2 separate regions of the Homo sapiens genome follow, and region 2 is linked to region 1. A link is a loop called in an ENCODE intact Hi-C map of the cell type or tissue named here. Cell type or tissue: heart right ventricle. All regions are shown on one strand. Each heading gives the region's core, and the rest is flanking DNA. Links, peaks and the distances in the headings are about the cores only.

Region 1 (4,390 bases), core at 210-4,209:
TTATCTCCTGATAGAAGTCTTCCTCCCCTGGCATCCAAGACCTCTAAATATGCAGAGATTAATAGGTATAATAATAAGAGCTGGCGGGGCACGGTGGCTCATGCCTGTAATCCCAGCACTTTGGGAGGCTGAGGTGGGCAGATCACCTGAAGTGAGGAGTTCAAAACCAGCCTGGCCAACATGGCGAAACCCTGTCTCTACTAAAAATACAAAAATTATCCCAGTGTGCCGGCACACGCCTATAATCCCAGCTACTCGGAAGGCTGAATCAGGAGAATCACTTGAACCCGGGAGGCTGAGGTTGCAGTGAGTTGAGATTGAGCCACTGCACACCAGCCTGGGAGACAGAGCAAGACTCCACCTCAAAAAAAAAAAAAAAGAAAAAAAAATTAAGAGCCATTCTCACTTCTTCCTTTTGGTTTCTGCACCTATATATTTTGTCTACAGATTTTTTAAAAAGTCATACAGATTTGTAGCTGATTTGGAGCACACATATTGCATCTGGTAGAACAGCACTCTAATGCCTCGGTCTCTGTCTCTCATTTGTCACCAAAGCTGTTTTTTTGATAGCCATTCCAACCATTCTGTAATGTTAGCTGCTGCTTGTGAATTCTTTGCCCATTGTCTCACTCTGCTGTGATTATCAGTTTGTCAGAAGCAATGGTGTGTGGTGTGTCAGAAGAGCCATGTGGATGAGGTTTCGACTGAAGTCAAGGAAAGAGAAGCATTTCAAGAAGTGATCAGTGCTGTCATATGTAACAGAGAGGTTTTACCAGATGAAGACTGAGATGCTTCACTAGAGTTAGCAGCAAGAATGTCATTGGTGACTTTGGTGAGAAGTGTTTCAGAATCTAGTTGTGGGTACAGAAGCATAATATGAGGAGTGAATGTGAGTGAAAATACTCAGTCAAGTAAGTGACTCCTTTTGTTTTTTTTTGAGACGAGGTCTCACTCTATCACCCAGGCTGGAGTGCAGTGGTGTGATCTCAGCTTACTGCAACCTCCACCTCGCGGGCTCAAGTGATCCTTCCACCTCAGACTCTGGAGTAGCTGGCACCACAGGCACACACCACCATACCAAGCTAATTTTTGTATTTTTTGGTAGAGATGGGGTTTTACCATGTTGCCCAGGCTGGTCTCAAACTCCTGAGCTCAAGTGATCCACTCACCTCAGCTTCCCAAAGTGCCGGGATCACAGGTGTGAACCATCACACCCATCCTAAGTAAGTGACTCTTAATTAACCAGTCAGCCAACCAACCAACCAACCAACCAACCAAAAACCTGGCTTTGCAAGAAATGAGGTAGATGGGGTGATCTGGAGTTGGAAGTAACTTTTTTTTTCCCATTTAAGTGGAGAGAGCTCTCAATGCACTAATGACTGACAGAGAGGGAGAGGTTGGAAATACAGACAGAAAGGGCATTGCTGATGGAGTGAGGTCCCTGAGGGGGCTGAAAAGGCTGACATCCAGAGCTCTGTGTCATGAGACTTGGCATCTAGAGAAATTATTCTACAGCCTTCATGGAATAATGATTTGTAACAGAGCTTGGAATCTATTTGCTTTTTCTCATAAATAGAAAATTTCCAAAACAATATACAGAAGTACCAAAAGGTGGCTTTAAAAAAATTGTTGACTCAGAAGAAATTGGTATACTGGAGATGTGGTCAAAAATAAATGGAACAAAGCCTATGAAGGTTAACAGAGCTGTCATGCTACAGGGGGAAAAACACTGGGTAAGGGCTGGCTGGGGTCCAAGTGTTATCACAAAGGAACTGAATAGGAGTCAGTAAACAGGAGCGAGGGTTAAAATGTGAGCACCACTTCAGAGGACAAAAATTTTTGAATGCATGTTTTACATTCAAACACCTAACAGGATGCTATGCACGTTATAAATATTTGCTGACTTGATTTGATTTGTTGCTACTGATCTGCCCTCGCCTGGTCATATTAAGAGTTATTTGGACAGCAGTGGTGATGGTTTATGCTGACATATCGACATTCTCTAGCCTGATTCCTCAGGCCAGGTTTATCCCTGCAACATAGTTGGTCAGGATGAAGGTTGTGCAGGCAGTGAAAGAGAACTTTTTTGTTTTTCTTTTATATGACACATATATGACAGCCTGCTGCCTGTATGTTGACCAAATTTTTTATTTAGGCCTTGTTGAAGAGCTAATACTGATCACCTAAAACTGATCTAACTTTCCAAGCAAATAAAACTTGTCAAGTGAGGACTAAAGAACTACAAAGTAACCTTCCATTACTGGGAGCATTCTTTAGGGATCTTACTAGCAAAAGTGTAGCATTCATTATTAAAGAGAGCCATGGAAAATCTTCCAGAGACTTCCCCAACCACACCCCAACCCCCCAGAGAGGAGGAGAGCACTAGCAGCATAAGATGCATGGGTAATTAGATTAGAGGATAAAGACTGCAAGGCTGATTTTTAATAAACACTTTAAAGTATTTACAAAAAAAGTGACCATCACAAAAGATACAAGGAAAGGTTGCAAACCACTGGGTTTTGCTTTTACATTTTTTTTTCTGCAAATTTTCTACAACAGCCATAGTTTTCTTTTCTTTTCTTTTTTTTTTTGAGACGGAGTCTGGCTCTGTCACCCAGGCTGGAGTGCAGTGGCGCCATCTCAGCTCACTGCAAGCTCCGCCTCCCGGGTTCACACCATTCTCCTGCCTCAGCCTCCCGAGTAGCTGGAACCACGGGCGCCCGCCACCGCGCCCGGCTAATTTTTTGTATCTTTAGTAGAGACGGGGTTTCACCGAGTTGTTAGTCAGGATGGTCTCGACCTCCTGATCTCGTGATCCGCCCTTCTCAGCCTCCCAAACTGCTGGGGTAACAGACGTGAGCCACTGCGCCTGGCCTCAATAGCCATAGTTTTCTTTTGGATTTTTCCCTCAGTATTTTATTGTGAAAATTGGGAAGCATGCAGAAATGTTGAAAAACAGTGCAATGTACACCTGCACACCTACCACTTAGACCGAACAACTGTTGACATTTTTCCATGTTATCTATATATATATTTACTAAATCATTTGAAATGAAAGTAAGTTAGACATCATTAATTTACTCCTAAGTACTTAAATGGGTGTTTCTGAAACACAAGGATATTGTACATAATTCTGTAGTATAAGCACATATATAATCATTCCCAATAAAATTAACAAGTCCTCTAATATTCAATATTCAGTCCATATTCAAATACCTCCCATTTGTACCAAAAACATCTTTTATAACTTTGTTTTTTGTATGAGGATCCAATCAAGGGTAACTTACCATGTTTCTTTGATCCGTCTCTTTGGTCTTTTAAAATATATAATAGTCTTCCCAAATTTATTTGTTAATTTTAAAGTCAGAAAGAAATAGATGTTAAAAAAAACAACAACCCAGGATATTATTTAAAAGTTTTGCATGTGTTACTTCATTTAGTATTTACTAAAACAATTACAATAAAAGTATGCTGGTATTTAAAAAGAAATAAAAATGTTAGGGTTATCTCTAGATATAAAACTATAGGTGATTTTTCAAAACTTCTTTTTATTTTTTTCACAATGAACATGCAATTTAAAACGTTTATAAGATTGAAGCCAGGTGCGGTGGCTCACGCCTGTAATCCCAGCAGTTTGAGAAACCGAGGAGGGTGGATCACTTGAGGTCAGGAGTTGAAGACCAGCCTGGCTAGCATGGTGAAACCCCGTCTCTACTAAAAATACAAAAAATTAGCCGCGTGCAGTGGCAGGCGCCTGTAATCCCAGCTACTCGGGAGGCTGAGGCAGGAGAATCGTTTGAACCCGGGAGGCAGAGGTTGCGGTGAGCCGAGATTGCGCCACTGCATTCCAGCCTGGGCAACGAGAGCAAAACTCCGTCTCAAAAAGAAAAAAAAAGGTTCTAAGATTGAGTTCAGAGTGATAGAAGAATTACATAACTGTGAAGAACATTAAACCTTTAAACACTGGGTAAGTAGCTGCTGAGAAAGGGTGTTGAATTATATGTAAAGCTTTTAAAAATAAAGGTTGGGAACTGTGGCTCGCGCCTGTAATCCCAGCCCATTGGGAGGTTGAGGCGAACAGATCACTTGAGCCCAGGAGTTCGAGACCACCCTGGGCAAAATGGCGAAACCCTGTCTCTACAAAAAATAAAAAATTTAGCCTAGTGTGGTGGCGTGTGCCTGTAGTCCCAGCTATTTGAGGGGGCTGACGTAGGTAGACTGCTTGAGCCCCAGAGGTCAAGGCTGCAGTGAGCTGACATTGCGCCACTGCACTCCAGCCTGGGCATCAGGAGTGAGACATTGTCCTTCCGCCCCTGCAAAAAAGGATTCCCACCTATGTGGTGAGGCTAAGAGTGGTTTGGGCTAAAAGTGAGAAGAAAGAGATCAAATC
Region 2 (4,390 bases), core at 223-4,222, 120 kb before region 1:
GGCATTTGATGAGGAAATGTTGCAAAATCACTTTAAAATAATCTGATAAATGTTTACAGACCCAAGTTATTTGGCTGTGCATGCCCCAGATTTCTATGCACCCCATTCTCTGTGCAACTCAGTTTTCTAAAGCACTTTTTGTTGGAAACTCAGCTCTTTGTTTAGAATATTTTAGCCTCAAGAGTACTGTCTTAAAGAATATTGGAAGACATATGGGATTTCTGCTGAAAAGTACCATACTAGGACTGTATACTGGGAGGCAGAATAGTGCTGTGGCTAAAAGTATAGGCTTTGGACTCAGTGTCCCTTGTCCTGAGAATGTTTGAGAACTTTCTGGGCTGATGAACTTGTGCTGTTTTCTGAAGGAGCAAGAGCATATTTTAGCCTCACGTGGCAGTTTTCTGGTTGTATCCCTAGGTTTGCTTGTATTGGAAGGAGCGAATAAAATGGGGCCAGGTGCGGCGGCTCATGCCTGTAATCCCAGCACTTTGGGAAGCTGAGGTGGGAGGATCACCTGAGGTCAGGAATTCGAGACTAGCCTGGCCAAGATGGTGAAACTCTATCTCTACTAAAAATGCAAAATTAACTGGGTGTGGTGGTGGGCACCCATAATCCCAGCTACTCAGGAGGCCGAGGCTGGAGAATCACTTGAACCCAGGAGGTGGAGGCTGCAGTGAGCCGAGATTGCACCACTGCATTCCAGCCTGGATGACGGAGGGGGACTCTGTCTCAAGAAAAGAAAAAAAAGCGTCCTCTTATATAGCCTTGATCTTTACATTGGTCTTGGGGAAAAAAAAAGACTTCGATACAGTAACTGTAAGTGGTACTGGCTGCAAAACCTGTGATGTTAGGACCTGCTAACGGAAGTTAACTTTGGCCATGATGTTTAATCTCACTCAGCCTCAGTCTTCCCATCTGCAAAATAAGGACATTAAAAGCAATTGCCTAAAGAGACAATGTCTAAAAGTTTTAGTATAGTGCCTAGCCATGCTCAGGGGCTTAGTAAATTTCAGGTACATTTCTAGAACCCAGATCACCTTGCTAAAATGTAAAGTTTACCTCACTCCATGCTTCCGCAAATCTGCATTGTTTTCCACACTGAGTTTAGAATAAAACACAAATTCCTGAGCCTGGGCAAACAAACATAAACCTTCCCATCTTCAGTTCCCAAATGACACTTCCAGGCTCTGAAAAAGCTCTGAGTATCATTGTTCCTATAGTTCCCTCAGCTGAGAATGTTATTTTTCGATTCTCTGTCTTCGGAAATCCTTCCTAGCCTTCAGATGCCACCTTCTGTGTGGAGCCCTCCTTGATCTCCCAAGACAAAGCTAAGACACAGTGTTTCTTCTGAATGCCCATAACAATTTGGCCTGTGTTTCATTTAACCTTGTCCTACATTTCATTGTTTACACTCCCTTCTGGATTGCACACTCCTTAAGGAGTGGAAGGTTGTTGATTCGCTTTTGCATCCAGATAATGCCTAACAAAAGATAGGCAGCCTTTCATAAATGCTAGGCGTGCTTAGTATAATTCCTTCCTGATAGGAATCAGCAGCAGCTCTAATGCTTTTTAGCGGCAGCATGTTTGTAGAGCAGCTAAAGGGGAGGTTTGAGGAAGGACTGTGCCTGCTCTTTCCTTCTTTCTACCCCCAGTCCCCAGAAGCAGAGATAGAGTTCCTAGGTCTCCAGCTCTGCATGCTTGACTAGCCTCCCCTCGCAGCGTTTTTGCTGGAGAGGAAATAGAAATTGTTCCTGATTTAAGTGCATGCATCCCATCAGAGGCAGGCCAGGGCCCCTGCGTCTTATGAGTCAGCAGGCATTAAGCCAAGCTCATCTCTTCCCCTTACCTAAAAGCCCACAAAGCAGTAAACTCATTATCACTGCGCAGAGAATAATGAATAGGCCAAGGACAGATCAGTCTGGATTGTTGCCAGGGCTGCTTTTGTACGGAAACAGGCAGCGAGCCATTTTGCCTTCAATCGCTCGTTACTTACACTACTCACTGCCTGAACCAGAGACACCCACTTGACATTATGCAGTAGGTACCCCGAATACTGTTATCAAACAACTAGGTCTACTTGCCTGGCACAAAAATCCAAACACTGACATCGGGATTGCAGCGAGAGAAAGTGAGGCATTTATTGCCTGGCACCAAGCAAGGAGAATCAGGCAGCTCAGGCTGAAGACCCAAACTCCCCAAGAGCTTACAGGTAAGGATTTTTAAAGGCAGGAAGGCAGAGCTTACAGGCAAAATCATAAACCAATACAGGAAGGCTGGCCGGGCACAGTGGCTCATGCCTGTAATCCCAGTACTTTGGGAGGCCGAGAAGGGCGGATCACTTGAGGCCAGGAGTTCGAGACCAGCCTGGCCAATGTGTTGAAACCCCGTCTCCACTAAAAATACAAAATCAGCCGGGCATGGTGGCATGCATCTGTAATCCCAGCTATTTGGGAAGCTGAGGCAGGAGAATTGCTTGAACCTGGGAGGCGGAGGTTGCAGTGAGCCAAGATTGCAACACTGTACTCCAGCTTGGGTGAGAGTGAGACTCCATCTCAAAAACAAAAACAAAAAACTTGCAGGATATACATTGGTTTGACCTGTATAAAAGGTGAGACATCTTGAAGCAGGCACCCACAGGTCGTAGGTGGAGTCAAAGATTTGCTGATTTGTGATTGGTTAAGGAGGTGGAGCTTTGTCTAAACATTTGGGATCGGCAGAAAATAATGTTAGTTTTGGCTCTTGGGTGTGATCTCCTCCAGGCCCCTCAGAAAGAAATTTATCTTTTTTTTTTTTTAACTTCTTTTTTTTTTTAATTAATTAATTTATTTATTTTTATTGATCATTCTTGGGTGTTTCTCGCAGAGGGGGATTTGGCAGGGTCATAGGACAATAGTGGAGGGAAGGTCAGCAGATAAACAAGTGAACAAAGGTCTCTGGTTTTCCTAGGCAGAGGACCCTGCGGCCTTCCGCAGTGTTTGCGTCCCTGGGTACTTGAGATTAGGGAGTGGTAATGACTCTTAACGAGCATGCTGCCTTCAAGCATCTGTTTAACAAAGCACATCTTGCACCGCCCTTAATCCATTTAACCCTGAGTGGACTCAGCACATGTTTCAGAGAGCACAGGGTTGGGGGTAAGGTCACAGATCAACAGGATAAGAATTTTTCTTAGTACAGAACAAAATGAAAAGTCTCCCATGTCTACCTCTTTCTACACAGACACGGCAACCATCCGATTTCTCAATCTTTTCCCCACCTTTCCCCCCTTTCTATTCCACAAAACCGCCATTGTCATCATGGCCTGTTCTCAATGAGCTGTTGGGTAAACCTCCCAGACGGGGTGGTGGCCGGGCAGAGGGGCTCCTCACTTCCCAGTAGGGGCGACCGGGCAGAGGCGCCCCTCACCTCCCGGACGGGGCGGCTGGCCGGGCGGGGGGCTGACCCCCCCACCTCCCTCCCGGACGGGGCGGCTGGCCTGGCGGGGGCTGACCCCCACCTCCCTCCAGGACGGGGTGGCTGCTGGGCGGAGACGCTCCTCACTTCCCAGATGGGGCGGCTGCCGGGCGGAGGGGCTCCTCACTTCTCAGACGGGGCGGCTGCCGGGCGGAGGGGCTCCTCACTTCTCAGACGGGGCGGCTGCCGGGCGGAGGGTCTCCTCACTTCTCAGACGGGGCGGCCGGGCAGAGACGCTCCTCACCTCCTGGATGGGGTCGCGGCCGCGTAGAGGCGCTCCTCACATCCCAGACGGGCGGCGGGGCAGAGGCGCTCCCCACATCTCAGACGATGGGCGGCCGGGCAGAGACACTCCTCACTTCCTAGATGGGATGGCGGCCGGGAAGAGGCGCTCCTCACTTCCTAGATGGGATGGCGGCCGGGCAGAGATGCTCCTCACTTTCCAGACTGGGCAGCCAGGCAGAGGGGCTCCTCACGTCCCAGACGATGGGCGGCCAGGCAGAGACGCTCCTCACTTCCCAGACGGGGTGGCGGCCATGCAGAGGCTGCAATCTCAGCACTTTGGGAGGCCAAGGCAGGCGGCTGGGAGGTGGAGGTTGTAGCGAGCCGAGATCATGCCACTGCACTCCAGCCTGGGCACCATTGAGCACTGAGTGAACCAGACTCCGTCTGCAATCCCGGCACCTCCGGAGCCTCAGAAAGAAGTTTAGAACAGCGGTCGGAGTTCAGTCCTCAGTTCCCCCTTATCAGAGGTCTCTGTACCAGTGTACCCATTTAGTGGAGGTCCAAATTCTGAAAAACAACTCAAGAATATATGCTAAGGTGTTATCTTTAGTTTCTCTTGGGAACCAAATATTCGTGTGACTCTAACTTCCTTGGCTATTGTTTTAAGCTACTGTTACCGTCTTGCTTATCAAATTGCTCATTTACTTGTCAAGGC

What was found. Peaks named below come from ENCODE experiments on the same cell type or tissue, not always from the same donor. Only the 100,000 strongest peaks of a DNase experiment are listed, where the experiment ranks them.
Region 2: it touches region 1 in a loop (2.4-fold over the local background); 42 of 110 quality-filtered maps call a loop at or near these places.

Annotation. Positions count from the first base shown.
Region 1 is chr14:55,570,920-55,575,309 of GRCh38, forward strand. No RefSeq gene overlaps it. Among named protein-coding and RNA genes, the nearest start is that of KTN1-AS1, 7.0 kb to the right of the region's middle. In heart right ventricle, for the core only: a CTCF peak has its summit at 1,953; no DNase peak of the experiment used is centred there.
Region 2 is chr14:55,452,891-55,457,280 of GRCh38, forward strand. No RefSeq gene overlaps it. Among named protein-coding and RNA genes, the nearest start is that of TBPL2, 14 kb to the left of the region's middle. In heart right ventricle, for the core only: no CTCF peak of the experiment used is centred there; a DNase peak (open chromatin) is centred at 1,919; H3K4me3 peaks cover 662 bases; H3K27ac peaks cover 876 bases.